Linked DNA regions of Mus musculus: regions 1, 2, 4, 5 and 6 are each linked to region 3. Evidence: chromatin loops called from intact Hi-C (ENCODE). Cell type or tissue: left cerebral cortex. All regions are shown on one strand.

Evidence for each region. Hi-C counts contacts between places; a loop is a spot of excess contacts. Peaks named below come from ENCODE experiments on the same cell type or tissue, not always from the same donor. Only the 100,000 strongest peaks of a DNase experiment are listed, where the experiment ranks them.
Region 1: a loop joins it to region 3, with 6 times the contacts of the local background. A loop is called at or near these places in 3 of 42 quality-filtered maps.
Region 2: it touches region 3 in a loop (7-fold over the local background); 2 of 42 quality-filtered maps call a loop at or near these places.
Region 4: it touches region 3 in a loop (7-fold over the local background); 6 of 42 quality-filtered maps call a loop at or near these places.
Region 5: it touches region 3 in a loop (7-fold over the local background); 4 of 42 quality-filtered maps call a loop at or near these places.
Region 6: a loop joins it to region 3, with 6 times the contacts of the local background. A loop is called at or near these places in 11 of 42 quality-filtered maps.

What each region holds. Positions count from the first base shown.
Region 1 is chr13:36,364,464-36,369,463 of GRCm38, reverse strand. The region is part of intron 5 of Fars2 (phenylalanine-tRNA synthetase 2 (mitochondrial)); the gene reads right to left. Among named protein-coding and RNA genes, the nearest start is that of Gm40912, 160 kb to the right of the region's middle. In left cerebral cortex, no CTCF peak of the experiment used is centred here; DNase peaks (open chromatin) are centred at 492, 1,249, 1,522 and 3,002; H3K27ac peaks cover 1,756 bases.
Region 2 is chr13:36,529,898-36,534,897 of GRCm38, reverse strand. The region is part of intron 6 of Fars2 (phenylalanine-tRNA synthetase 2 (mitochondrial)); the gene reads right to left. Among named protein-coding and RNA genes, the nearest start is that of Gm46409, 80 kb to the left of the region's middle. In left cerebral cortex, no CTCF peak of the experiment used is centred here; DNase peaks (open chromatin) are centred at 1,295, 1,670 and 2,796; H3K27ac peaks cover 2,660 bases.
Region 3 is chr13:36,723,460-36,728,459 of GRCm38, reverse strand. It overlaps Nrn1 (neuritin 1), which reads left to right. Exons shown (of 3, transcript NM_153529.2): 3 at 1,604-2,838. The coding sequence ends at 1,832. Gm38636 (a long non-coding RNA gene) reads right to left here. Exons shown (of 4, transcript XR_873241.3): 4 at 4,298-4,987. Gm30177 (a long non-coding RNA gene) reads right to left here and starts at 1,605. Exons shown (of 2, transcript XR_382190.4): 1 at 858-1,605. In left cerebral cortex, no CTCF peak of the experiment used is centred here; DNase peaks (open chromatin) are centred at 2,347, 3,729, 4,441, 4,994 and 4 more places; H3K4me3 peaks cover 1,681 bases; H3K27ac peaks cover 3,622 bases.
Region 4 is chr13:36,576,558-36,581,557 of GRCm38, reverse strand. No RefSeq gene overlaps it. Among named protein-coding and RNA genes, the nearest start is that of Gm46409, 34 kb to the left of the region's middle. In left cerebral cortex, a CTCF peak has its summit at 2,755; DNase peaks (open chromatin) are centred at 2,173, 2,833, 4,587 and 4,956; H3K4me3 peaks cover 710 bases; H3K27ac peaks cover 2,888 bases.
Region 5 is chr13:36,502,209-36,507,208 of GRCm38, reverse strand. All of the region lies in intron 6 of Fars2 (phenylalanine-tRNA synthetase 2 (mitochondrial)), which reads right to left. Among named protein-coding and RNA genes, the nearest start is that of Gm46409, 110 kb to the left of the region's middle. In left cerebral cortex, CTCF peaks have their summits at 646 and 2,978; DNase peaks (open chromatin) are centred at 1,851, 3,123, 3,393, 4,396 and 2 more places; H3K27ac peaks cover 3,960 bases.
Region 6 is chr13:36,280,037-36,285,036 of GRCm38, reverse strand. The region is part of intron 4 of Fars2 (phenylalanine-tRNA synthetase 2 (mitochondrial)); the gene reads right to left. Among named protein-coding and RNA genes, the nearest start is that of Gm40912, 75 kb to the right of the region's middle. In left cerebral cortex, a CTCF peak has its summit at 2,774 (motif pointing left); DNase peaks (open chromatin) are centred at 2,030 and 2,774; H3K27ac peaks cover 265 bases.

The DNA of each region.
Region 1 (5,000 bases), 360 kb after region 3:
CAAGTGCCATCAGTGAACGATAAATAAGGAGAATGCAGAGCGCACGTGCACACACACAAAACTTCTCAACAGTGTTGAATAAAAATTTGTGGTAATTATTACAGTAAAAACAGCATAGTTTATGCCTTAAACTCATATATTTGTACTTCAGCTAAAAATTTCTAAATAAAAACAATACAAAAATAGATTTAGAGAAGGCTTTTTATCCATGCACAAAGAAACAGTCACCTCAGACAATTCTTTTTTTGAACAGTCATTGCTTCAGGTCTCTGGAACTAGGTTGTGGTATGACAGAATATAGGATGAAGAATATTACAGTAATAAAAATAAGGCATTTTTCTTCCCTGGGCTGCTCCTGTCATTTAGTTTCTGCATATCCTAATTCATATTCTGAGCAGAAAAGGAGCTGAGAAGCGGTGTTTTATTAACCCATCGCAGCTCCCCACTCTCAGCACAGAGCTAAGTTTCTAATTATGCATCTCACAGAGAAGCATCCCTGACGGCTCTGCATGCACAGGATGCATAATGTAGCTTTTGTTTTCAGAGATTTATGTCAAAGACCTCTTCATTAAATGCTGTGGGAGGGCAGATGCAAGTCTAGGTTAAAACAAAACCCAACATGCTGATAAAATAGTCATCTAGGAACTACACCAGTGAGAGCTCCTAAAGTGGTCCTTCTCCAAAGGCTGCGAGACACACACAGACACATGCACACACACACACACACACACACACAGACACACACAGACACACACATGCACACACACACACACACACACACACACAGACACACACAGACACACACATGCACGCACACACACACACACACACACACAGACACACACAGACACACACATGCACACACACACACACACACACACACAGACACACACAGACACACACATGCACACACACACACACACACACACACACACACACACACACAGGAAGACTGTTGGAACTGGTCGGTGTGGTTTATGAGGAAGCTCAACCAAGACTCTGTTGGTTACTCATTCAGTTTGAAGGTGGGTCCAGGGAAATGCAGCTGCTGTAAAGTGATGAGGTGCCTGTCAAGACTTTGCTGAATTCTGCAGCATCTGTCTTGCAGCTTAGATGAGTCTGCAGCAAGAGGATGAGGGAGAGTGGAATTCTGGTCAAAGAATGGCATCTAGAGCCAAGGGCAGGCCTGCCTCCAAGCTGCAGTGACATCTGGTGAGGAGGAAGTTGGCCTGACATGCTAGGGAAGATCAGAACAGAAACATCTAAAATTTTGCAGGATCTCTCCCTCCCTCCCTCTCTCAACTGTAATACAGGCCCCTCAAAGAAACAGCCACTTGCTTGATTCCAGGCTGATACTGCCAGCAGGACTGCAGACCAGAGGAGCAGAATTCCACCATGGCTGTGCCTGTGGCACTGGACCTGCTATGTTCCTGGTTTTGGACTCAGTTTCCTCTTCTGTAAAATGGGGCTATTAATACTTCAGTATCTAGGCAACAGGCTTTTTATGTAACATCCTTACAACAGAGCTTGAAAGTAGGTCATGAAGATCTGCTAAACAATAACTCTAGCAGGCAGGTGACTCATACCTTTTTTTTTGCAGGCACTAGAAAGGCACAGAGGCAGATGGAGTTCTCTAGGTTCTAGGCCAGCTTGGTTTACATAGCAAGTTCCAGGACAGTGAGGGTTACAGAGTGAGTATCTGTTTCAAGAACAATAGCAAACAATTCTATTTGTAAGTAGAGAGGAAATGATATTGTTTTTGTTACTAGACAATGAGTTTATTAATAATTTGAACACATCCATGCATCTCTGGAAGATATTTATGATGCCATGTAAATGAAATTATCTAGAAGTGGCATTACATTCATTAATTTTATAGCTAAAGAAACTGAGGCACAGTTAAGTATGAATGATTCTTCTCCAAATCTTGCAAAAACTGCTCAACTGGCTGTGAGCAGAACAGATACTCAGTGAACACTGGTGGCCTGAGACCTATCTGTGCATGTAACAGACAGAAACATCTATTACGTTCTAATTTCTTAATTTTACAGAGGGTAAGCAAGAACGGGGCTATGCTTGGTACCTGGAACCATTCTGTGTGCACAGTACTCTTTAAGCAAAGGAACAGTCATCCACTGGTGATATATTTGTGATATACAATGGTGATATACAGTGAGTGGCTGTAATGATGACCAAATGAGGGTTGAAATCAAAGACATGGAAGCACAGTTACTTCTTAATGCCCCTCATGTGTTGACCAAACAATCACAGGCAGTTCCCCAAATGGCTCTCAGTGAGTGCTGCCTGAATGTACTCTGTTGTCAAAGACAAGTAAGCATGGTCCATCACAGTGTCCGCAATGCTGAACTCAGTTATTCTAGAGTGCAATGATTCTAGAAAGTTCATTAGTCTTTGTCTCTGACTTTCAACTAATGTAAAAACAACAACAAAAACAACCCCCCCAAACAAAACAAAACAACAAAAAATCAAAACTATCACAATTGTTTTTTCTTTTTAAACACTGAAAGGCCATTTTGTTTATCTGGTGAAATATGATCAAAAGTTACCCAGTTGTTGAGGGGCACACACAGAAACTTAGTTGTCCAATGGCAAAGGCTCTGCCATGAATTGTCAGACAGGACTGAATGAAATTGCTGGTTAGTGACTGCTCCCAGATGCCTCCAGAGCTATTTGTCAGGTTCTACCTGATGGTTGTATAACTCTGGACAAATTTCTACATTCTCTAAATATCAATTTTGCCATGTGTAAAACGTGCACTCAGTGCTTATTCTATGGCACAGTGGTAAAAACCATTCGTAAGCACCTGGCAAGCACTTGGCAGCTGCTGTGGGTGCTTGCATGCTTTATAAAGGTTAGTGGTTACTCACAGGAAGGGAGCTGGCATCTGGTTCTGAGGCTGAGCTAAATGCCTGAGTGGGGTGTCTCACTCAGGATCACTTTCAGACCCACAGGAGAAACAGCCTCCTGCACAGGCCCTGCTGTGCACAGGCGGAAGGCGCACACTTGGCCCCGACAGCAGTTTCAGCAAAGCAGCTGTTGGCTGTGCAGGAACCCAGAGCTCAAAGCAAAGAATAAGCACAGCACACACCTTGCACACACCTGGCTACAAGACTGCCTGTGTGTGATGCTCAGAGAGACGGTGCCCCAGGGGACCATGTTCAGCAACACACTGGTGGCTTTTCAGCAGCACCACTTGCAGGCAACACATATGGCTGACTTGGGTTTTTAATTCCAAGTAAAAGAGAACCCAGTTAAAGACTCTGAGTCAATCTTATTGGCACCATAACCTCCTTTCCTTTTTCTGCGTGTGTACTCTATTTTTCATTTTCAAGATGTATGTATGTATGTATGTATGTATGTATGTATGTATGTATTTAGTATATGTATTGTGTGTACGTGTACGTGTGCGTGTGCGTGTGCGTGTGTGTGTGTGTGTGTGTGTGTGTGTGTGCAGTGTGTACATGGAGGCCAGATGAGGGCATTAGAGGAAGTAAAGTATACAGGAAGTTGTGTGTGTGTGTGTGTGTGTGTGTGTGCAGTGTGTACATGGAGGCCAGATGAGGGCATTAGAGGAAGTAAAGTATACAGGAAGTTGTGAGCTACCCAATTTGGGAGCCAGGAACTGATATCTGATTCTATGGAAGAGCAGCAAGCACTCTACCTCTGAGCCACCTCTCCAGCCCCTAGGTTTCATTCTAGTGAAATGAAAATATGGCCCCTGAATTCCTAGTCAAACTGCACTAATCAGATCCTCTGAGAGTGTACTGATTTCCCCTTTAGCTGCAGGGGGCACTCTCTAAGGACGAGTCATTCTGAACCTTAGATGGACACAGCTTCTAGGGAACCAGACAGCAAGGAGCAGATGCTGTGTCCCACCTGTGTGACGTTACTTGCTCTCATCACCCTGCACACTGTCAAAGCTACAACATTCCTACATAATCCCTTTCAGTTTTCTGTGAACTCTGCCATGCTGATATGAATCCCAAATCCTTAATTCTACGTATGCAGAGAGACTATCCCAGAACTAATAAATAGACAGATCTCCCAAAAGTATTGCTTACTTTCATACTTAAAAAAATTTCTTTTGGCTACCCAACCTTTTCAGTAATCACACATATTGACATATTTCTGTCTGCAGCCTATAGAGAACCAAAAGCAAGTGCTGGCAGTGTGAGTGAGACCATTCCGTGGAATGGGAAGGTCAAACCTTGACTCCCTGACCATTTTTCTATCAAGAATGGTGGTCTCTTGAAGCACAATGATAATTCACATCTTGACAGACACATCAAATTCTAGACCTGTTCACAAAGTGACTTCACAGGCAAGGTCTCAGTCATTGCTGTGATATACACAGGGGCAGGTGTTAGGTCGACGTCATAGAAAACCTCTGGGATAGATGGTTGCAGGACAACATGGTAGACCAGGCTGCTGCCCACATGAGTTTCAGGGCTGAATGGAGGTACAACAGTTAGAAAAGGTGCTCTGTTTCTGTGTGATTGTCTTGTGAATGTTGAATAAATGCCCTGAAGTCTTACTTTCTTAAATAAAAATCAGAAGTACCACAATCTAGAGAATCAATCCTCCTTAAGTTCCATGCTTTTGCTATAGGCCCTAGGTCCCAGCAAAGCAAAAACAGATAAACTATCAGCAGAAAAAGTAGAGCAGCAAAGGCCAAGATCCTTGCTTGATCACAAACACGAGAATCTGTTTTTAACAAGCTATGCTGTGTTGCAGTAGATTTGTAAGCATATGTCTTGTACCATCAACCAGTGAGTGACAGTGTTGTCATGGTAATCCCTTATGTGTTTAAAAAATAATCAGAAAAACCTTCAGTGACTCAACAGGATAGAAGATGTCAGTTATACACAGGCAGGTGCAACATTTTGTATTTAATATACACTACCTTCATGGACAAAAGGAAAATTTTAGTCAGGGTGAAAAAGAATTAGGTTCTTCAACTAACCCCAGAGAGGAGGCAT
Region 2 (5,000 bases), 190 kb after region 3:
CCCACTGTCTGAAACATCCAGACATCCAGACTAGAGAACTGCCCTATGGCACTGAACTGTATACTTTCAAAATGACTAATTTCATGTTATGTGAATTTCATTTCAATAGGATAGAAATGAAGCATAGAGAGTGTGGTTTCAGAACAGTCTTTCCCACCACACTCAAGAGCTCTGTCAAGCATCCTCCTCCCCTTCACCTCTGAGCTCTTCCTATGACTCGGATCCTGAATCTCACCAAAGGCCCTGGTTACTGGGAGGTAGTGGGGCCTTTAAGATGTAAGCTGTAGCAGGGTGCTTAAGTTTACTGGGGACAGGTTCCTAGAGGGCAGATAAGGGGCACGCAGCTCCTTCTTTCTCTTTTCAAACCCAGCATAGGGTAAATAAGTCTCTCTGATCATATGCTCCCACTCTAACATGCTTCCACAGGCTCAAAACTAACGAGTCAATTGCTCATGGACTGAAGGCTCTAGACTACAGGCCCAAATAAACACTTCCTCATTTCTCAGGCATTTCTCATAGTGACAGAAAGCGAACACATCTAACTTCCTCTAAGCAGCAATATAGTTTTAAAATGACTAAGCAAGACACAGAATAAGCTTGTCTGACTTAGAGAGGACACAGGGATGACCCGGATGACCAGGACACATAGACAAGGAATGCACTGACAGAGGTCTTCCCTACTGGTGCAGTACTGGGTCTGGGCGGCAGGCGGTTGCCATGGCTTTCTGTCCAACCCATAGGGCCCAGCGTTTGGGATGAGTCGAGTCGGCTGTATAATCTGGAGCTTCATAGGCAAATCAAAGTTCACTTTCATGTACTCCACAGTTTCTACTTGTGAGAAAAATAAACAAGATTATCTATTGTTCAGTTAAGGAGGTCAAATCCCTTTGCTGACAAGGTGGAAAAGAATGAAAAAAAAAAAAAAACCAATTTCCATTGCCTTGTAATACTGGCTGATTGTACAATGTGTGGTTGCTGGCTAGAACTTGGCATTTTGCCTTTTTTTTTTTTAAAAAAAACAGAGATTTTAATAAGTACCTTACAGTGTTTTCAACCGGGACTATTCGTTTATAGACTTCGTTAGTCAGTCATTCAACAAAAAGCATCTTGCAGGCACTGAGCTTGACAGAAAGGAGCACAGAGAATCTGTCATCCAGCAGTGGGCCAGTTGGCAGTAAGAGGGCTGGCAGCCACTTGGCGGTAAAGCCAGCTGTGCCACTCTGCAGGCGACAGGGATATCTAAGGGTCTCCTCGTCAGCACATGGGAGATACCATGTGCACTGGCATGGTGCTATTCGTCTAGTTACAGAGTTGGACACTGAAGAAACCAAAAAAGAAATCTGGGTCATTCTGCCTGTAGACACTGGACACAGGCAGCCATACGTGACCATCCTTGTCTGCTCCTGAGTGATTCAGGATGGTCTGCTGTGCCAATACCACAACATCTTGTGCTTCTCCCAACCAGCCTGACATCACCCCCACCCCCTTTCAGGGTCCAACTAGGGGAAACAAAACACATGACTTGCTTTCACCTTGGTCCTGTTCCCTGCTCCACTCTGAACGTCAAGGCTTACCCAATTCCACCTCCCACCCAAGTCCGGATGCTCAGGCAGAAACTGAGAACCAGGATGGGCAATCCCATGTGAACTATGGGGAGAGGAGGCAGGCCAGCGGGACAAGCCAGCAGAGGGGGATTCTGTTTTAGTGCCTCCTCCTCCGAGACTCCTAACTTTAGACCAAAGAGAAAGCTGCGTGGGATTGAGAACAGTCAAGTCTGGATCAGTGAAAGGACTGTCAAGCTTATGCCTAAAAGGGTTTAGCAATCCCCTTCAGGGTATGCATCCAAAGGAGGTTTTAACAGGTGTTGAGAGGACCTGGACCCCATGCTTATTGGCACAGTATTCATAAAGCCAAGATATGAGATTACCACAAGCATCCGGCAGGGGGTGAATGGAAGAAGAAATCAAGAACACTTACTCAATGGAATACTACTCAGTCTTTAAAAAGGTGCGATGGTGTCATCGCAGCAGCATGGGTGGTCCCGAGGATGCTATGCTCAGTGGAGTAAGACAATTACAGAAGGGACACAGTGTGTGCTCTCTCTTATTTGTGGGGCCTAAAGAAGCTGGTCTCACAAAAAAAATAGGGGCGGGGGCTGCCAGAGGCTGGGGTGGGGATGAAAGATCAACAAAGTTATGGAAGGTGAAAGGAGCAGGCTCTAGTGATCTGTGGCAAAGCAGATGACCCTGGCTAGTGACCCTGTTTTGAATATTTTACATTATCTACAAGAGGACTTTAAATGTTCTCAAAACAAAGAGATGACGAATGTCTGAGGTGACGGATATGCCAAGCACCTTGATTACTGTATCATTACACATAGCTCAAAATATTTTACTGCATCCTGTAAATATTCATATTTGTGTCAGTCTTAATGTGAAAAAGCTGAGCAATAAATATCTTAAAACAAAATAGAAAGAGTAATAAAGTGAACCATCATCAGAACTACTTGAAGATTAACTAGTGCTCCCCCCAGCTCAAAGTATGGGGGGTATTTTCTGAAGGGGTACAGGGCTATGGAGCCGCCTGGAAAGAAGGAACAATGGGTCAGAGTCTTGGTGAGGGAGGGAAGACTTCTATTATACAACCACTGGGTTCACCGTGGCAACCAAACTAGCTCTGAACTTGAAATAAAACCCTTCCTCACATGCAGCCCAAACCTATCTCCTACAGCATCCACAATAGTCTGCTTTTCCATCTGTGACAGAGCAGCTACTCTGTGTTCTTGGATGGTATGCCTGACACCTCCCAGAATAGACGAGGCATGACCAGTGGGCACTGCAGACACTGCCTATCCATCCACACAGAGATTACTCAGTGCAGAAAGATGCTGTCCAGAAGAGTTCCACTGACAGAGTGAGAAAGCTGGATCCTTGGCTTTGTAGTCAACTAGTTCCTGCTTGTCAGAGACAAAGGTTCAGCCCGATGCCCCATGTTATCACTCTTCTGCTCAGTGGAGAAAGCAAGTTCATTCAATGTATCCAGAAGCTCGTGGAAGCCAGACAAGAAGCACGGGCGGCAAGACGAGGGAGGGAGGGAGACAGCTCGATGTTACTTCCAAGGACAGGACCGAGAGCTGCCAGGCTGTGGGAGAATGGAGAAGCACCTGACTTTGTAGTTGAGAGAAAGCTGGTTCCAATTCCCGTTCTCTTTGCTGTGAGATCTAGGGCCCCTGCATGACCTCTTGTGCCTTGGAGTTCTTGCCTATGAAGCAAGACCTCCATTTCCTTCTTCTATCTCTGAGGACTAGATGGACACACTATACAGCAATTATTTCAGAGCCTGCCCATCAAGAGTGGATTATCTACTCAGTGGTGGGGACACATTCCAAGACCACAGTGACTGCCCAGTACCAGCAATAGCAACAAACACTATAGATACATTTTTCTAAAGTATGACTGGGGTACCTGTGATGAAATTTGATTTAAATTTAAAGTTTAAGTACATGAGAGGCGAACCCCCCCCCAACCCTCACCCCTCACCATCTGAGGCAGATGGAAGAGCTTGTCCCAGTGAGCTGTCCCGGATGGGGTGTGGGTTAATTGCTGGAGGGTATCAGTGAGGGAGAGCTGACCCTATCACTTCTCTGCTATGAAGTGGTCTTGGATGGGGGAAGATGCCTTCCACCCCCTCACTACTGAAGGCAGACAGGAGAACTGACCCTAGGAGAGAGTGTAGGAGAGCTGGTTCTACAACTCACCTGTCAAGAGGTGGCATGGGTCCCTCCCCCTTCCTATGAGCAATACTGAGAGCTGGCCCAGAGGAGAACTAGCTCTGCCCCCTCACTGGCTGTAGTGCTCTGGAGAGCTGGCCCTGATGGTGAAGTCAAGGGTGAGCCAGCTCAGGGGGTGTGAGAGTAGGAGAGTTGGCCCAGCCCCTTGCAGGCTACAGCACTTGGAAAAGTGCTCCCCACAGCCCCTCCTGCTATGACTGGGCAGCACAGTGGAGTTGTCTCTGGAGGCATGAGTGCTGGTGAGCTGGCCGGAGACCATGAGAGCAGAAGAAATGACCCTGCCTCCTGCCAATGGTGGCATTGGGTGGCCTGGCCAGAACAGTGCTAGAGAACTCACCCCGGTGGCTCACTGACTGGCACAGCTGCCACCAGGCCCATATCCAGAGCTCTGAATTGGCCCACCCCAAAATCTATATCACTTGCAAATGGTTGAGATACGTGAATGGGCCATTCCTGCTTTTCTAAAGCTGCAGGATCTCCATGACGAAGGGCAACAACAGGAGAACTGGGAGGAGTCCCAAGGAGGAGCCAATAGTGATGGTGTCACAGAAACAGAGATCTCGAACCAGACCAAATGATTCATTGTGATGAACATCAGCAAGTGAAGGTGTGTGGACAGAGGGATATATTGTGAGACACACTGTGGCATACTACTACAACTTGCATGATGAGATGTTTTTCGATGTTTTTTGTTTGTTTGTGTTTTTTATTGGGGGCAGGGGAATTCAAGAGCAAAGGGTAGATATTAAGGGAGGGTAGATATTAAGGGATAGGGAGATGTGTAGGGCTGGGGTGCATAATATGATCAAAGAATCAATTAAAATATTTTTTAATAAAAGGATAAAAATAGTAAAATGGAACAATTGCAGTTGCAACTATGTAACAAAAAATTTCCACTGTTGGTGCTCTTGAGCTTTGGGCCTTTATTAAATTAAAGTCTATTTGACTCAAGAACTTATATCACACAGCTGATCTGATATGTGAGAGAACAGCTAGATGATGGATGGGTGGGCAGTGTACATAGCATAGAGATGCTGAACAGACCATGGGCGACATAGCACAAAACTTTATACTACTCCTGGAATTTTAACATTTTGGATTATAGTCGACATCATATAACTAAAACTGCTGGAAGTTAAGCTAACAGGAGTGGGTCCTACTCCTCCGTTGCACACACAATCCTAGCCAGTCAATGTTTAACCTCTTTAAT
Region 3 (5,000 bases):
GACAGCCCGGGTTCCAGGAACTCCAACTAGCGTTTACAACTCCGCAATGGGACAGAAGCCAAGTTAGAAGTGGAAGCAAAGGCTAAGCTTGCCTTCAACAAGCTTACAGTCCCGCGGTGAACAAAAAAGGAAAGAGCTGAGAAAAAAGCAAGCAAACAAAACAAAACAAAAACAAGCAAACCATAAAACCATCCACACTGCTAAGAGTGGCTGCTGACCCTAATCTCAGGGTCCGGGCGAAGTGGGAACCAGACCTGAGTTACCAGACGCGCTGATCGACCCAGCTCCGAAAGGAGACAGCGCCTTAGGAATCGATCACGCCGTGGGATTATATTTAGTTTCGGGAATCTATTTTAGGTTTCCAGAAGAAAGGTGGGACAATAAGAGAGAGAGAGAGAGAGAGAGAGAGAGAGAGAGAGAGAGAGAGAGAGAGAGAGAGAGAGAGAGAGAGAGAGAGAAGGTTGGATGAAGGTTGTGGGGGCGGGGCTGAATCTGAGCGGAGGTGTGTGTGTGTGTGTGTGTGTGTGTGTGTGTGTGTGTGTAGTCGGGAAGGGGGTCGGGGGTTGAGGTTGGGGGGTGCTGAGTTACTTGAGATGGTTCGGGAACTGACCAGAGGTAGGGGGATCGCAAGCCCTGCGCCAGGGGGACCTGCATAGGTGGCCAACTTGCCCACTCTAGAGAAATGGGTGCTACAACCTGGAGGAGGTAGGAGAGAAGCTCCTGAGTTTCAAACCTATGTAGAAGGCTAGAGAGGAAGTTACAGGGAGCACCCAGCTCGCAGACCAGGAGCATGGGTGTTTGCAAGAGCTGGAGGAGGCTCAAGAGCCCGCTTAGGTGACCAGGCACTTAACACTCACCGACCGACCAGGGAACCGAGAGGAGAGGCGAGGAGGCGGGGGCTCCCGACGCCTTTGGAGCGCTAGGACGGTTGAAAGGCGGGGTGGCCTGGGACGACCCGAAGCAAGTGGGGGAAACGAGGAAAGGAAGAGGGGGAAACGGAGGGTAGGGGAAAAGAAAAGTGGGGAGGGTGAAGAGAAACTGGAAACAAAAGGAAGGTGTGGGGGCTGGGTGGAGGGAGAGAAGCAAAGCGAAGGCGAGAGGACCGCGGCGCGGAGAGGAGGGAAACAGAAGGGGCGAGGGGGAGGAGAATGTGAGAAGCCAGGGAGGGGGAGGGCCTGGCTCAGAGCAAGTCGCCCATCTTGCTAGCTAAGAGGCATTAATGGGCCGCAGCTTGCAAGGCTTAGTGCTGTTTTCTTAGCTTTCCCGGAGGAGGGTGAGCAATCTGTTGGCGCAGGCCACAGTGCCAGCGCCACGCAGCGGGTGCGACCCCGCTCCTGGCTGTCAGGTCCTCTCTTGGCACCGGGCTAGGAAAATCTGAGGGGAGAAAGAGAGGCTCACACACCCTGGGACCAGGTTTCTGGGATGAACCAAAGATCAGACAGGACATTACTTAGTTCAGAACAGGTCTCTGGGACCCAGGGGGGAGAGTAGGGAGAAGATGCTCGGAAGGTTAGAAAGGACGCAGTCACCCGGGGCGCAGACCTAGGGTCCTCCCGCACCCAAAGTGATGCTACTCCTTCTGTTTTGTTCTGTTCCTCCCCAGATACTGGGAGGATTTCCACAGCTGCACGGTCACAGCTCTTACGGATTGCCAGGAAGGGGCGAAAGATATGTGGGATAAACTGAGAAAAGAATCGAAAAACCTCAACATCCAAGGCAGCTTATTCGAACTCTGCGGCAGCAGCAACGGGGCGGCGGGGTCCCTGCTCCCGGCGCTTTCCGTGCTCCTGGTGTCTCTCTCGGCAGCTTTAGCGACCTGGTTTTCCTTCTGAGCGCGGGACCGGGTCCCCCCCTCCCCCTCCGCTCACTCACCCACACTCACACCATGCTCCCGGAAATCGAGAGGAATAGCCATTCGTTCTCTGAGGACGTTGTGATTCTCTGTGATGTTGAAAACACTCATATGGGATTGTGGGAAATCCTGTTTCTCTCTTTTTCTTCTTCTTTTTTTTTTCTTCTTTTTAATTGTGTTTGATTCCTTGTGTTTTATTTGCCAAATGTTACCGATCAGTGAGCGAGCGAGCACAGCCAAAATCGGACCTCACCTTTTAGTCCGTCTTCACAGAAAAATAAGAAAACGGCAAACTCACCCCCATTTTTAAATTTTTATTTTATTTTATTTTATTTTGGCAAAAGAATCTCAGGAATGGCCCTGGGCCACCTACTATATTAATCATGTTGATAACATGAAGAATGATGGGCTCCTCCTAATGGGAAAGCGAGAGGGAAAAGGAGAAGGCCAGGGGAATGACTTCAAGAGTGGTGTCCACGTGGGAATCAGCCGGTGAATAATCATGCTCACGTCTTTCTTCCACAGTACCTTGTTTTGATCATTTCCACTGCACATTTCTCCTCCAGAAAAGCGAAAACACAAGAGTGTGGGCTTAGCATTTTTTTAAGGATAAGACAGAGAGAGAGAAAGAGGTTGGGTATAGTGGGATAGGTTGTCATAAGAGATGCTGCTATGGTCATGAGGGGCCGGTTTCACCTGCTATTGTCGATGCCCCTCGTTCAGGTCCACTGCCTTTATTTTCCTTCCTCTCTTGTTTTAGCTGTTACACATACAGTAATACCTGAATATCCAACGGTATAGATCACAAGGGGGTAATCAATGTTAAATCTAAAATAGAATTTAAAAAAAAAGATTTTGACATAAAAGAGCCTTGATTTTAAAAAAAGAGAGAGATGTAATTTAAAAAGTTTATTATAAATTAAATTCAGCAAAAATTTGCTACAAAGTATAGAGAAGTATAAAATAAAAGTTATTGTTTGAAATGGGGTGTCGTTTTGTTTCCTCCGCCGAGGTTCCAGAATTCTTGGGGGAACACACGGTGACAGGTGATAAATTCACCTGCTCACCAAACTGTCTGGATGACCCTGCTGACTTCATGGGAACCTTAATTAGGGACACTTGGCCATGTCTCCTACATTCTGCTTATACTGGGGAGGTGGGGGAGGTCGTTTTCAAATTAAGAGCAAGGCCTTTACTACATGCACTGGAGGACCGGTCTTGCACACACAGATACATTGCCGGTGGTCAGCCGGCTGCCCAGGCACCAGGTGGGCCTGAGCCCTAACCACGGTTCCTTGGGCTGGGCCCTAACAACCACACGCAGCTTCCTCTGTGGTGACTAGAGGTAGCCTGCAAAGGAACCGCCATTAAGGGCTCCTCAGAGGGGCAGAGGCGAGGATCGGGCGAATCCTTTCATAATTAATAAGACAGCACAACTGAAATGGCGAGAAGACGGGGCCTATTGATCTGCCATTCGATCTGCCCCCTTCTTTCCTATTTATAGGCTCCTCATGGCCTCACAAATAAGTAAATAGGCGCAGTCCAGACCCAGGTCCTGGGTCTGCAGTCATGGTGTAGGCTGTGGGGGACGGAGAACTACACATAAGCTCTTGGATTCATTGAAATCAAAATCTGATTTCGCTGAAGGTAGGGTTGGGAGGGAGTTTGTGGGTGTTCCCCAGGGTACACGGAGGGGTGGAAGAAGGATGAAGGCTGATTCCGGCGCTGAAACAGGCTCCCACACCCAGCAGCCCCGTCGCCCGCGGCGGGGAGGGTGTGCCGGGACTCTGAAATGCAATGTGTAAACAATCGCTAGTGTAACCGTTCATAAATCAAACCCAGTGGGTCGCAGCCCAATCTGCATTCCCCCCACGGATTGAATTCCAGCAACACATGCGTCCTTGCGCCCCGAGCTCTGAAAGCTGCATGGATTCTTAATGGCAGCATACATTACGGGCTCTGGTTCACGCACGCGCCGCGCAGGGCCACTCTAGGGAACTGTTCCACCCGCTCCCAGCCCCCAACACCTCCTCCTCCCTGGAGCTGGATTTCAGCCCAAACCAAAGGAGATCTCGCTGCTCCGGGTCGCTCATTATTTTGGAAACCCGTGGGATTTGTTCATTTCATTCAGATGGTATTTTCCAGAAGTCTAAGTATACAGCTGACCAGCCAAAGCACAATGGCCAGCATTAAAAGATGAAAACATCGAAGCTTGTCTCAAATATATCAATCTTTTCAATAGGGAGAGGGTACAAGAAGAGAGGGGAAAAAGGGTTTCATCCGATTCTGTTTTTTTGTTTTGTTTTGTTTTTCCATAATATTTTGTGAATTAGGGACGATCCAGTGCCTACATGCCCCTAGCTTTTGGAAACGAAGCCCGCACCGCCTTCTCTGCAGGCTTTGGAGGTAAAGGAGGACTGGGGCTCCCCCCAACCCCCCCCCCCACACACACCCCTCCCCGAAGAGAGATTCCCGCTAGATCCACCTCCTAGAAAACCAAGTAGGCTGTTGGGGGGTGGGGGGAGACAGAAGGGACCAGAGGGCGGGATGAGGCAGGCTGATTTGTTCACACAACAGGGTTCCTTCTCTGGAACTCCTTGCTCAGAGTGAGGTTCCAACTGCTCTCCAGGTGGAACTCCTCTGGATGCAAGGCTCCTCCAACACTATTGCCTCCCGTGCACACTTATCCTAAGGGGTTCCCTCGAAGACAGGCTTACTATTTGAAGCTACCTTACCGGATCAAAGGACCACACTCGCTCACTTGCACTAGGAGAGATCTCCAGGAATTTAAGGCGAGTCTTCGAAACTCAGGCTTTTGGATTTGGCTCCTTACCGAACCTTTCTTTTGTTTGGGATTGTTTAGATGATTGTCATGCCGGCTCCAGCTATCAGGTGCTGTTTAATCGTGAGGACATATGTTGGTTGTGATGTTACTGTTTTTAAGTGGCGTCGCAGAAGTCCCGGTTACTAGTTCTGGGTGAGGGTATAATCAGGGTGTGTGTATCCTAAGGCTGTGGTAAAGTGGGCGGGCGTCGTGGGCACCAAGTTCAGCACACCTACCTCTTCCATACCTGACCTTGGAGCATCCTGGTTGGCTCTCGAACTGGCGCCGAAGAGGGCTTCCTTCACACCATCCTAGGCAAAGTAG
Region 4 (5,000 bases), 150 kb after region 3:
CTCTATACACATTCTGTGGCATGCATACACACACACACACACACACACACACACACACACTATTATATTTTTAAGAAGAAAGAAGGAAGAGGAGGGAAGGAGGCAGGAAAGGAGTGGGGAGAAATGGCCACAGATGTTTGGGAAATTTGGGACTGACACGGCAAATATGGTGGGAAGATTACTGGCTCCTAATTCTGGATGAGTAAAGATATGGAAATCTTTGCTTATAACCCAACTTGGACTTGACACTATATAACAAATGGCCCCAGTGTGATCCCTCTGGAATGTTCCAGGAAAGTCGAATTCAACATGCATAAAAAAAGAATGCCTTGCTTGACCTGTACCAGGGCTGCCCTCAAAAGAGCGCTCAGTCACCTTCTTTACTTGGGTTGACAGCATCTTCCTTCCACTGGCCTCTCGCAGGAGTAGCCACCTGACCCCTGGGCCTGGTGACAGCTTGCTCCTTCAGGGTACTTTCTCTCCTTCACAGAGCACTGCTTCAAGAGAGATCTTTCTAAAAGCCAGATTTGATCTTAACAGCGTACCACAGAGATACCTGCTCAGCCAAGTTTACTAGAGCACCATTCATAATCAGCCTATATGACGGTCAGCAGATTAATGGATAAAGCTGTGGTACATATACACAAGGGAGTTTTATTCAACCACAAAGATGAATGAAAATGTATCATTTGCTCGGAAGGTGATGAAACTAGATTTCAAGAAGAGCCTAACCTCAGACAAACACAGTTTCTTTCATAAGCAGGTATATATATATCGAAGTTGTTCCTAAGTCTCTCCTCCCTCTGCTTGATAATATATATAGCATAAATGCCCACACTAGGACACTAGGTATCTGAAAGGACCGTTTTCATAAGCACCACAGTCACTACTCACAGATCTATTATATATATATATGCACACATACATATATATACATATATGTATATTTACACACACACATATATGCCCTCTTATAGAATATCAACAATTTCACCTACTTGGGGGATAATCCTCTAACCTGGAATGTTACTTATAGAACATTGATAAGGAGTTATTTCAGGAGTATGGAGAACTCCAGGGTAGCTATGCTCCTAGAAAAATCTCACCTTGACATGGTGGTGACTTTATAGCTGCATACATGGAATCACAGATGAAACCCTTTCAGCTAACTGTTCACAGGGTATACGTTCTAAGGTCCCCAAGACCACAAGGCTGCAAACATTTAAGGCAGAATTACATACAAATGACTAGGAGGTGCAGGAGGGAGAGACTGGAATCTCTAACCCTTTCTTCCACAGAGAATGCCAATAGTCAACAGGCTGGATCTTGAGGGTCTCCTGTAAGCAGTCAAAGCTGCTCTGATGAGGGGACAGCTGTTATGTTAGGAGTCAGAGCACTGCAAACATGATGCACCTGGATGCAAAGGCCATACGGTGACTTATTCTATATGCTAACTAACAAAATGAATGAGAAAGAAGACAGACTAAGACCTCAGTTTTCCCCGCCAGTCTATGTCTCACACACACACACACACACACACACACACACACACACACACACACAAGCACATGCACATGCTTGCATGGTCCCCCAGCATGGATAGATCTCAAACCTAAGCCCTTTGGCATAGCATGAAAACCTATGCAGTTGCCAAAGATGGATAAACGGCTCCTGTCATGCAGTCTAGACACAAACACCACGGCAATGACTGAGCTTGTGTCAGTATTGTATCTGGGTATCTAGGGCCATACAGAGTGCCACTGGCTAGTACAGCTTAGACAACAGAAATATTTTCCTCCTTTGCAGAGGACTAGAAGTCAAGAGGCCAGAGCAGAGCCAGTTGGTTTCTCAGAGACCTCTCCCATCAGCTAGCTGACTCTGCCCATGTAACACACCTAACCACCCCACCTCCATTCCATTCCATTCCATCCCACCCCACCCCACCCCACCCCCCACACACCCCAGTGCTGCTGTGTGTCTCTAGGTCTCCTGACAGATTTGTTGAAATAGTCACATTCTGGGATCCTGAGGGTCAGAGGGAATATGATTCAGCTATGGTGTTTCCCTCACGTTCAATTAAGATAATTCTGTAGTGTTTCTCCCTCCACAGGGTAAATGAGTGGGCCTAGTCCAGTCAGTTGGGACCATTAAAAAATGCAGGGAAACCCTGCCTGCCAACTCCTGAGTAGTTCCATTAACCCTTCGCTGAGTACACAGATTTCAGAAGTGCCAGCCCCACAATAACATAACTAGTTCCCTGTGGCAAACAGACACACACACACACACACACACACACACACACACACTCGTTTTCCCTGACTTTATTTTTGTTGTGATTTGGCGAGGGGGGGCGGGGGAGGCGGTAACAAGGTCTCATTTTGTTGGTCTTGAACCCACAGCAGTCCTCCTGACTCAGCCTCTGGAAGGCTGGGATTATAGCAGACATCTGCCAGAAAGCCCTTGGCTGCCAAGTTAGTCTTATCTAGTAACGAGGGAACTGGGAATGCAGCCCTCATTCCAGAAACAATATGCCCAGCACAATTCAGAGATGGTGGTTAAAGTAACGCTAAAAAGCGGACAGGAAACGCACCCAGCCACAACACAACGATGGGCGCAGGGACCAAGTCCTGCCGCTCTGCAGTCCTTGGAAGTCCTGGGCTCTGCAGGCCGCCTCCCCAATGCAGAGAAGCCCAGCGCCACGCGTCCCCGCAGCCTCCACTGGTGAGCGCGGACTCCGCTGCCATCCTGCGGCTGTCTAAGGCTCGCTGGGCCGCGCGCAAATACCCAGAGCTCCCGGCTGGAGGCCAGGGGCGCGCGCCGGGCATCTTGGGGCGCGCACACAGAGCTGCCCGCACGGACTCCGCACCGCGTGGAGGGGCGGGAAGCCGCATCTCCTCAGGGCAGGCCGGCCAATGGGCGGTCTCGCTGATGCTGTAATGCTCCAACTCTGCCTTTCATTGGCCAGCTCTTCTCTGGGCTCTAACTAGTTAGTTTTTGGTTTTGAAGGTATTTTTTTGTTTGTTTGGTTTGGTTTGTTTGTTTTCTCTCCAGAAATTCAAATAAGAGGAGACAAAATCCAAAGCAAAACCGGGAGTCCCTGAGCCCTGATCTTGGGGACATAAGGAGACACCTCTACAGAGCCTTCTTGGCCTGACAAGGCCCAGGTATCTGCCAGGCTTTAAGGTCAGCAGACATAGAGTGGTTGTTGTTCATGTTTCTTACTGCCTGATGGGTCAGAGCCAAGGGTACTGGGACAGACTGGCAAGAGGGACGCACAGATTTGCAGGGAGCTGTGAGTGCCAAACTTGGCTGATCTCTGAACCGTTTATTGCCAGAGTGTATCATAGACCCAGTGTCCCATGGATCACACTCTAGAGAATGCTCTCGGAAGGACTGGGCTCTGCAGTCCTCAGTTCTCAGTTCAGCCGTGTAGGCCTTCAGACCAGGTTTCCCAGGCACCCCTATGTCAGAGCATAACCTGACTGTGACATAACCAAGCTGCCGTTTGTTTACCCACTCCCCAAACCCTACTTAACTGCAGGTTGGCCTTTAAACCATTACCGGTGCCTCCCATCCTCCTCTTTGCACCAGGTTTCTGGCTCAGGTGGTCAGATTCCAGCCAGCCAAGCTTTCAGAACCAGAGATGACAGGTCCTGGACACAATTCTGCCCAAAGTGACCCCTGGGAGGACCAAGAGACAGAGAAATAAGCGAGTGTGCTTGGTAGAGGACTCAAGTGATGCCAACTATGGTGACATCTCTTAAAAAGGGAATGACAGTCTGTTGAGAGGATCAAAGTAAAAGAGGAGACTTGACAGCAGTGAGGACGAGGCTGGAAGTACAAAGGCCAAGGCAGTGTGGGCTTGTTAAAGTAGCCATTGCCCAGGGAGGGGTCTGGGGATGCCTCTCATCCCAGGGCATTGCTCTGGGCTCTGAAAGTCAAACTCAGTCTCTTGGGAAGGAAATGAGTGTCCTCAGCCTTGGTCAGCATACATCCTGGCTACAGCCAGTTCTTGCTCCGTGCCCCCCTATGCCCACACTCACACCCCAGATGCAGCTTCCACCACCTCCCCACCCCCACCCCAGATGTGGCTTCCACACTCTGCTTGCAACCATTCAGGGAGCATTGTTTAGGCCAGTACCATATAACCAGAAGTCAGCAAGACCTTTAGAACCAAGCAGGAAGATGCAGCTTGCACGGGAGTGGGGCAGGGGTGTCCTTGAGGCTGGGCCACACAGGGCTAGAATGGCGAGAAGAGTCTAGAGGACAAGATGAAGCAGAGACAAGATGAAAGAGAAGGAGCATTCCTTGATGCGGTCCCAGTACCTTTGGGTATTAGGAGCCCTTCATTCTGGTCCCAGCTCCCCTATTTTTACTGGGGTGACCTTGGGCCAGTCATCTCAGCTGTGGCCTAGTTTCTTTACTTATAAAACAGTAGGGGAGGGGCTAAAATGGTTAAAGGCCCCTCCTCTTCAGCCTCAGTAGCATCCTCTTTTGGGGGAGGTCCTCTTAGCTACTACAGCTGGCACCACTGTTGAGAGGCTGGGCAGATGGCTGCAGATGACACAGTCATGCTCAGGGGTGGGGTGGGAGTGCTGACACCCAGGGATGACTCAAAGATGGTGCAGCACGAAGCCCTCTCCCTCTTCATCTTTGCATATACTGCTCGCTGAGACCCCAGGACCCAGTGACTAATGTGACTGTCTCCTTGAACGGCATCGGATGGTCCAGCAGCAGCCTCTGCAGGCTCCACCTCTCTCTCTCTCTCTCTCTCTCTCTCTCTCTCTCTCTCTCTCTCTCTCTCTCTGCTGGCAGCAGGCAGCAGAATTTAGAAGGAAAAAAAAAAAAAAACCAAACTCCTGCTTTCAGGAAGGTGAAGTCAGACTCCTGAGCCAGGACAGGAGGCCAGCGACAGAGAGGTAATTTTCCCAGAAGCAGGGAAAGGGGGTTGTGCCAAGGAAGCCCTGCTGTTCCTCCACCCCACAGACTCCAAGGAGAAG
Region 5 (5,000 bases), 220 kb after region 3:
GTTGTTTTGTACAAACTATGTTTAGAATGAGCGGGATAAGCAATCTGGGAAGAGCTGCAGTACAGGAAGAAGGTGACGAAATAGAGGATGGGAAGGAAAACGAGGAGGAAATAAAGGCAGAGCCTTGGGGAGAGTGACTTGCATGTCAAATTGGATCCACGGGAAGGAGACACCAACACATGTCCAAGGAGCCCACTGCGCACGAGCATTCTTGTAACAAATGCTAGGACATGATTTAGGAAGCAGCAAACCTAGTGAGATATTTTTCCCCCTGAGGAAACTTGGGGGATAATACTGGCTGCAGGTATGCATTAGTCCTGAAAGACTTGGGACTGTGTTTCCCAAAGCCAATATATACAGACTCTTTCTGTCTGGAGCAGAATAAACAGAGGCTATCGTAGTCGAGTTTACCTAGAATAGAGCCCAGGAGCCTGATGAACTTGGGGACTCTTGACACCTAGAGAGAAGTCGTCTGGAGCAAGCAGACAAGGAAGCTGTGGTAGAGACCCTGGATGCTAGTGGATAGTCACAAATGCTCCTGAGCTAAGCCTTGATGCTAGAGATGTTCCTAGCTGTTTGGAATGAATCAGGAGGAGACACAGACACGAGGAGAATGTGCAGAAGGCTGAGGGGAGGTGGTGCACAACAGCTCCGACTAGTGCATCAGTGCTGACTATTCCATCACACACGGAGCCCACATCCCCCAAGGCAGCATGGAGCAACTCCGCTCACTTGGAAGGCAGCCCAGGGCAAGTGGAAGAGGGAAGTTGGAAGAGAGTCTGTGAACCCTGGTCATGGCAGAGAGGAGTGAATGAACCAAGTATCGTGGGATGAGGATGTTCTCAGAGGATGGAGCAAGTGCTTGCATATCCAGGGGGTTGGATCTGTTTTTCACTTTGGACTACAGGCTCTAGGTGCTTTTAAACCTTGTGTTAAATTTGGCTTTGGTATCTGATCTTGGTAAGGTTTATTTTTCTAAGCCTTAATCATTGCTCTTGCCAACTGGCATGAATGAGAATATCTATTTATAGAGATACTGAGACCATCAAATCAAATGAGGGAAGGCACACATTTAACAGAGGGTTGGGACTAGGAATTTGAGGAGAGGGACAGAGGGTGTCCAGCCATCCGTCATGGGAAAATGCTGTTTGAACAGGCAGCAGGAAGGATTCTTGTTTGATACATGACACATCTTGAAGAGATTTCAAGGGAATTATGCAGTGTAGAAAACCCACTGGGAGAGTCACATGGGGTACGATGACATGCACATAAGACAACAGTTACAGAGATAGAAAGTAGTAGTGGGTACAGACTCGGTACAATGAGAGAAGGAGGGTGGGAGTAACCATCTGATGGAACGCCTTGGTGCCCAACATGTATGCTGTGGAGAATCAGGGCCAGGAGCCATTGGTTGTTAAATACTTTGAACTTAACTTCTCATCTTATACGCTTTCGTTTTGCATCTAGGACATGAAAACAACAATGTACCAATTGTTCATGGAAGTTTTCTTTTGGGATCCCTGAAGCTTTGACTTTTTTCTTCTAAATGTAGGGTCTGTGATAAGTATTTTGGATCTAACTGTTGGAAAGGAATCTGACTAGCTTCGTGACTTGTAACCAGCTCTTCTTGCTGTTACCATATGGTGTTTCCTTTAATAAAAACATTTTGCAGAAATAATGATAAAAAAATTACTTTAAACTTGTATAAAAGTTTGAGGTTTCTGCTGATAAAAGCACCCCTTTAATCATGTAGATAGCTGTGTATCTGGAAAACTGGAAAACAACCTCTGCTCTCTTGGCTACTTTGACACAATCAGCATTCACTCGTGTGTCTGCCATTCATCTTTGGTAGTGTTTTGACTCTCGTTCACTGACCTCACTATAGACTGCAATATGTAAGCTCAGAGCTCCTGCACTGCTCAGGATCCCACTTTGATGGCTTTCAGTAGCATGAAACCCCAGTTCTACAACAGCCTTGGCACGCCGAGCCATTTCTCATCAGTTCAAACAATACAGAATCAAAACTGACCCAGCTTAAACCCAGATAAACAAAACAAACAAACAAACAAACAAACAACACAAAACAAACAGCCTGGAGGTGTACAGACCAAAGATGTTCATGTTGTGATGGGGGATCTAGGTGCTTTCCTCTTTCCCTTCAGTAGTTCTGATCATGCACGTATGGTCCCCATTGTGTGACAGAAGGCCACAGAGCCACAAATCAGCACTGCACAGATAAGAGATGGGGCTGCACGGAAAAGGTCACAGGGGCCAGACAGGTCAAAAGCCTCTAGGGCTGGGGCTCCCAACCTTACTAATGCTGTGACTTCTGATATGGGTAATGGTGGGGGAACCGCATGTTTCTCCAACCATAAAATTACTGTTGTTGCCATGTCATATCTGTAATTTTGCTACTGTAAAGAATAATAAGATAAATTTCTGACATGAAGGATGATCTTAGGTGATCCCTGTGAAAGGATTATTTGACCCCAAATGGGCCACGACCTACAAGTTGAGAGCCACTGCCCTAGGAATCTTACAGAAAGTTCTGCTCATTCTCCTTAGCCAAAACTGAGTCTCCAGACTACATCTAGGATGAAGGAAAGGAAGAGATGGATGAAGTTAAGTCAGTCAACTGATAATATCCTGATTTAACCTACTCCAAAAGGGAAACAGGTGGGCTCCCTTGCATCCCTGTGTAATGTGACGTTTGAAGATACTTTCTCATTTGTTCCCTATTGCCCTTTAGGAATGCTTGGCATGATGTTCTGAGTTTATATGAGGTCTTGGCTGCGTTGGTTTGCCTCTGTGGGAAGCAATCATGTGGACTCCCTTTATGCCCCCTCAACTATGTTGCTGATGCCTGGATAGGATGATGTTTCATTTCATTCCTTTCCTGGCAGATGAGTGTGTGGCGACAGAGTATGTTTAAGTCACTGTCTTCACCTATCGTCCTCGAAGTCAGTACCGAGGACAGGCAGGCAGGTGGAGACTCCCTTGTGAATGGGGTGGAGGGACAGCTAAGAGACGTGGGCTGTGGGGTACAGTTTCTCAAGCAGCTAACACACACTAGCTTGCTAGTATTCAGCTTCTTAGATAACTCGTCCTTCTGGATTAAAAAAAGAAGTGTTCTAGCACCTAGGATGGTTTTACATTTAAAAGAGCGCTGAATTCTGCTGGTCTATTTAAAGATCTGTAGCCACTTCTATGGTAAACAGTGAGGGGACAGGCAACAGAAAAAGATCCCTCAAGGTTAAAAGGAACACTTGTATCTCCAGCTTTTATTTTAAAGTTAATATTATTAGTTGAGATTGTCACTCATGACTCTACACACGAAACAGTGCAGATGACCCCGGAGAAGGACTGAACCCTCTCACAGGCATTAGAGCCTGCTGGGTGATTCTTTCCAGAGGCAACAGGTTGAGAAGAGGAGGAAGAGAAGCAGTGGGAGGAGGGTGAGGGCTAGGACAGCTTTGCTGAGATGAGAATGCCTCCCTCCCGGGAGTTCCTGAAGATCTCCACCTCTTGGGATTCCTGCTTTGTGCCATCTCTCCCACATTGCACTAGGGCTGCTGTGTGGACAGCACAACAGGGCAGAAAAGACCCTCAAGCTGGGTGGCTTCTGCATTGTGCTCTCTCTTTGGTGGCTCCTTTAGGAAGCCAGTGGCTACCTGCTCTGTGAGAGCTCATGGTGACGAGCTAAGCTTTTCCTGCACTGTGAGTGTGAGAAATTGGAACTGGCTTCTCTGGCCCCAGGTGAGCTGTCAGGTACCTTTCTGCCCATGCTGACAGATTAACTGGCTTTCTAAGACCAGAGGCAGAACTAGCTCACCCAGATGAAATATATACCAGTTCTTGGCTATGAAGGCTTGAAGGATCAGGGTGTGCTGGGCATTTCCCAACAACACCTTCCCATAGTGACAGGTAACTAGCCACATTCCCTTTTCCCAGTGGTTCAAGATGGCTTTCAAGTCTTCCTGAGAATAGTTTCCTACCAAAAGATTCTCAACAGCTATCAGGACATCGACAGTGCAGGTACAAATGGTACTACTGTATAGCCTGGGGTAGAGGATGCTGCTTCTGTATTTGAAACTTACCACTACTACTGATTATAGTTACTGATAGTGAAAAGATTTGGAGTTATACAACAGCATTTCCAGATTTTACACTGTTAAACTAGGTTGAACACACTTAATCCAAAAACCAAATTCTAAAATGCTATAAAATCTGAAACATTTGATAGTGACATAATGCCATAAATCTGATGATTCAATGTAAAGACTTTGTTTCATACACATAATGACTAAGAACACAGGAATCAGGAAAGATGGACCAGTTGGTAAAGCAGATGCCAGGAGAGCTTGCAGGCCTGAATCTGGATTTCTAGCACCTGCCTAGAAAACAAGTGTGGGAGCGATACTTGCTTGTAATTTCAGTCCTGGGGAAGCTAAGGCACGAGGAGTTTGGAGACTCCTTAGCCAACCAGTTTAATCAAATTGATGAGTCCCAAATTCAGTTAAGAGACCCTGCCTCAAAAAGTAACGTGGAGAGTTACTGATGAAGATATCCACCATTGAACTCTGGCTTCCATACACACGCACATACACACCTCTACACAACAGACACAAATGCACACACAATACTGTATGCTGAATGTGGTAGTACATCTTGGTAAAACCAGTACTAGGATGTCTGAGGAAGAATGATCTGGAGTTAAAGCCAGTGGGAGGCAAAGATGTTCTTTCTCAAAAATACAAACAAAATACATAAAATATTCTTCAGGCTATATGGGTAAGATGTAGAACTACTATGACTTCAGTCATACCCATCCTCCAAATATCCATTAGCAAATGGTCCTAACTTTAAAAATATCCTAGATATGAAATATTTCCCATATCAAGCACTTGAAATAAGGGCCTTTCAACCTGTAGTATCAATGAATAACTGCTCCTGGGAGAACAGGGCTAGGAGTGTACATGTGCTACCAGTCACAGCCTGAT
Region 6 (5,000 bases), 440 kb after region 3:
CCACTGTATGTGCTAGGCGCACTGCTTCACTCATGGCAAACCAGCTGGTAAATAATAAACAACTGAAATAACACTTGGACAAACAAGCAAATGGACAGAGACTGGCTGTCAGTCCTGGTCATTACATTCCCAATTAAATGGACAGAAGGACAGATGAACTGCTATCGGTGACTACCGAGCTGGAACATTGGTTCCAGAATGGAGTGCAGTAGAAGAGAATGCCAGTTCCTGAGGAAGAGCTTTCCAGTCTTCATACGAGGCTGGCTACAGGGGAGCATTGGGTGGGCTAACCAGCGGAAGACAGAGGTTCTGGGCTTCCCTATCATCCATCTGCAGGCAGGCTGACACTCTTTTTTGGTGCTCAAATCAGTGGTACTATCAATGACACAATATTTCTCTGAGCTCTCACAGAGCAGCAAGACTCTTCTTGGGCTGATTTTTGTCTTTGAGTCTACTGTGCTGGAAGTTACTATGGCCCACACCACAAACAAATGTTCTAGTTTACATATGTGGTTAGGTCATGCTAAAATGCAGATAAGAAGACAACCCAATAGAGTCTGGGGTGGGAGGTAGGGGGTATAAAAATTGTTCTCCCAAATTCTATTAGAAAAATGAAGCAACACCATAAGTAGACCATGTAATTTCCCATGTCTTCTGAATGGGGCAAGCCACCTGCCACCCAGCAGCACATCTGAGGCCCAGGAGATACAAAGCAACACAGCACATCCCAGGCCCCGGAGGTACAACAAAGCAACAGGCTCTGCTTGGGCTGCTCTGTGTCACAGCCTCCTAGGCATTATTACAGTGCAGTGTTTCATAAGCAACATGGATAACAAAGAATCATCTAAAGAAAGAACAGAGCATGTGGTTTAAAAAGCAATGTACAGCCACAGCTATAAGTGACAAGCATAACTTGACCTTGTTATGCTACAAAAATGTATTTGAAGATAAGTTCATACAAATATTTTTCTTCCTTTCTGCACAAAATTTTCTTGGTTTGTGTTACTCTTATTACCAAAGTTGGGAGGTGGGGAATCTTATTTCTTCCAAATAACCAAGCATATTGACATCACAGGCTTCTTTTGCTTGGCAGATTACTGAACAAACAAATATTTATTCTGAGTCACTCAGCTGTGATACATGGGGGGATTCACGACATGCTGTGTCTGGTGCCTGTTAAGCTCTTACAAGATAATTGGACTTTGGACCACCTAGAACACTGTGTTCAATGGAGAGCCAAATTTAAAAAATTCAAAAACATGGAATGAGCAGAATTTAATCAGTCACACCTCCATCAAATTGAGGCAGAAATAAATAAATGGGCAATAGAAAGGTGCAATAAAGCCAGGATTAATCAAACCGTGATTAATTCCGGATCAGATTAAAAACCAATAGTGCCAGCTGCATCAGTCTCGTCTGTGGCGTTCACCTCCCCTATTCCTTTCTAACACCACGCTTCCCCATCGTCTCAACCCACTCTGCTCTCACCCCTAGGGCACGTTCCCTGGATGGATAAACCTGCAGGAGAGTTAATTGTCACATACATGGATTTAATCACATTGTCCATCACATTTGGGGCCCTGCCTTCAGTGATCCGTGACTAATTGTTGTGGTAATTTTTCAATCATTAACAGCAGCACATATGCTGCAGACAAATCCCAAGGTGCCTAGTAAGCCCCAGTGACAAGCAGACCAGAGGCTCCAGAAGGATTGCCACACGCCAGCCCAGCCCCCAACCCCAATCCTATTAGTCATGCCTGCTTGTTAATATACACTTATCCCAAGGATATGTCAGGCTGCAGAGAGCTCCGAGGGCTCCAGCCTGCCTTATGACTTGCCCTGTTTTCAATCTAGATTCTGAAAAAGGAAGAGGAAAGGAAAGGAAATTAAAACTCCATGTGGGACAAGTAGCTGAGGCCCTATTCTGAATTCCACTTGCTTTTCACTCACTTTCACACAGGCTCCTGAGCTGTGGCAAGTGCCCTTTCTTTGAGTTTCAGCAGTATTAGCAATCTCCATGGCAACCACCAGTGTGCATCTGCTACACCAAACTGCAGCATCTCTGGCTCAATTCTCAAGTTGCCCTGGTGTCAGACGGGGCATGCCATGTGCACTGGTGGGACAAGACCCTGCCTTGGGGAATCTTTCAGCTGATTGAAGCCTGGCTCTAATCACCACATAATATGAGCGAACAAGATCACAGGGAATATAATCCGCCTGCACTAGGCAATAGGGGTCCAGAAATGCTATTTATTTTTTCATTTTCTTTTTCTTACGGGTCTTTGTTGGCTAAAAGCAAAGAGGCACTAGCTATCTAATAAAAAGGTTTAAATTTCAAGTAGGTGCCACAATGTTTCAAGTCACTGATTTGTTTAAACCCTATGTCTCAAACACCTTTCATTAAGGAAACTATTCAAGAGGAAATGCAAATTCCTGGGGTTTTCATTTGGGTCTTCTTAAGAAAATGGATGTTTTGCGCATTAGCCAGACTATGGAAAGGAAAGAGAAGGATTCACTGAGTTTCATTGAAATCTCACTCATTAGTATATGCGTTTTTATTCCTCCTGCAGAGTTTCAGGAAATTCCCTGTTTTACTCCGTTTTCCCAAGACTGAAATAAGACCTATTTTACTCTAAGGCACCTAGCTCCAGATCACAGAACAAGATCTTCGAAAAACTTAATTAATATGAACAATTCCTGCTTAGCTGCTCAAAAGAGAGATGGTTGCTATAGGCTCTGTTATCGTGAAAAGAGGGACCGAGCGCCCTCTGCTGCTGTGTCTAGGTAAGGCTCTCCAGTTTGGAAACCTCCCGCTGAGGTTCACTTCTGTTACAATGCACTCTTAGAAAACTCTAACTTAAAAGGCACTTACTGATCAGCAAGAGGAACAAGAGAGATCCAGATAACAACAATGAGGCTGCTGTAAATAGAACAGTCTTCTACACAGCCACTCACCAGTACCTTGGCTATTATTAGAAACAGCTCGAGAAAGAGCTTGGGAAAATTCAGAGTGCTGATTGCGTATCATAAGCACAAATTAAAGAATTAAAAAAGAAAAAATGAATCTGCCTTTGCACTCACAGTCTCTCATGTCTACACGAGCTCACTGATTAGTACATGTTTTAGAACACTCAGGTCAAAAGAAAAAACTTGTTATTTTAGATTTAAAGTCATAACCGTAGTTTTAGACTTTACTTTCAAATTTAGTTTGAACAAACACAAATTTGTATTTACACAGCGCTGTACAAAATAAACAGTACAGAAACATTTCACTTCTGAATCTCTAAGAACCTAATTATCATAAAAATAAAATTTCAGAGAAAAATACACTAAATATTACTTCTAATCCTCTTAAACAAATGAAGGCAATCTACATTTACAACTTAAAATACTAGCTCAGCTCTGAGTTCAAATTCACTCTAAAGAAAATGATTCAGAAATTGTGCTTCTGAAATTAATTCCTTCCATAATGCCTAAAAAAAATGACCACAATACAATAGATAATAGTCTAACTAAAGTTTAATGCACGGTGGATTCAAATTCCATGTCACAAACTACTCTGAGAGCTACAGATAACATTCTTAATATTTACAACTCAAGGTTAATGTCAATATCTCCCATGAATAAAATTAGAAATTAATTAAGAATTAATAGACAGGCCAGGAGTGCTAGCATGGCCTTCAGTCCAATTCTCTGATGGTAAACTTCAGTCTAACCTGAGTTTGAGGCCAACCTGATCTACAGAGTTTCAGGCCAGCGAGATCCTGTCTCAAAACGAAACAAAACAAAACAAAACAACAAAGAATAGGGGTTTGAGAGATGAGTCTGTGTTAAAGGACACTGCCAGCTCCTAAAAGGACCCAGCTTCAATTCCCAGCACCCACATGGTATCTAACATGACCAAACTCCTGTTCCAGGGGATTGGGTCCCCTCTTCTGATTTCAACAAGCACTGGGCACAGATGCTGGACACTTACATATACGTAGCCAAAACACCATACGCAGAAAATTAAAACAAAAGTAGAAATCAAAGAATGAATTAAAATTGAATCAAGGAAAGATGAGACTAAAGAGATAAATATCTAGTATAATACCATATAGTTGACAAGTGACAAAAGAATCCGATCTATATCTGACTCAGTTACTGACTTAGTTACTGAGCTCTGCAGTACAACACTGAATAGAATCATATCCTGTGAACAGACTCAGAGAGGTAGAATACAGAATCCAGTTCCCTTTGGGGGGGGGTATTATAAAACCTCTGGTTACCGGAACCATACCCTATTTAGAAGCACATACATTATCCCATCCCCTCTGGCTTGCTTCATGAAGTATCATCAGTTTATCCTCAAAGTGAGCCAGCATGACTGACAGAAACCTGGCTCTATGATAGGATACCAGTGTATAGAAAGAATATTCTTGATGATCAAGTTCCACAGGCTGACAAATGGTCTGTGAGTTGCAAGAATACCAATTAGCAGGTGGGTTCCTGCATGGTGTGTGTTGGAGTAGAGGGGCATGAGGGGTCTTGTCTGTGAGTAATGGTCTATGGAGAAAGCCATGGGGGATTAGCTACTAATAGCCCATCCTGGAGTCACATGAGCCAGTGCCAGTGGGAGTCCACCATGGGGGGCAGAACACCCCACCATGAGCTGCTGTGAGCTGCAGGGACCCTGGGTGGAATGGTAGTTAGTACTGCTCTGTGTGCAACAGCACCCTAGGAAGGCTAGGCATAATAAACAAAGGAGGGAAATAACAGAGGACACAGCTGAGCCTCTGGCTGGAGTCTGCCACGGAAGACCAGAAATAGTCCTAGTGATGGTGACAGTGATGGGGCCTGACATGATCTCTAGTGGACTCACTGAGCACTTTTCAAGGACCCAGAAATGGTAACTATCCAGCAAAGAGGCTGGCAAGAGATTTCCCAATGTCTCCTGTTAGTCAATGATTGGAAGTGGAGGCTCGAGGCTGCAAAATGCCAGGAAATACACCCACCGACAT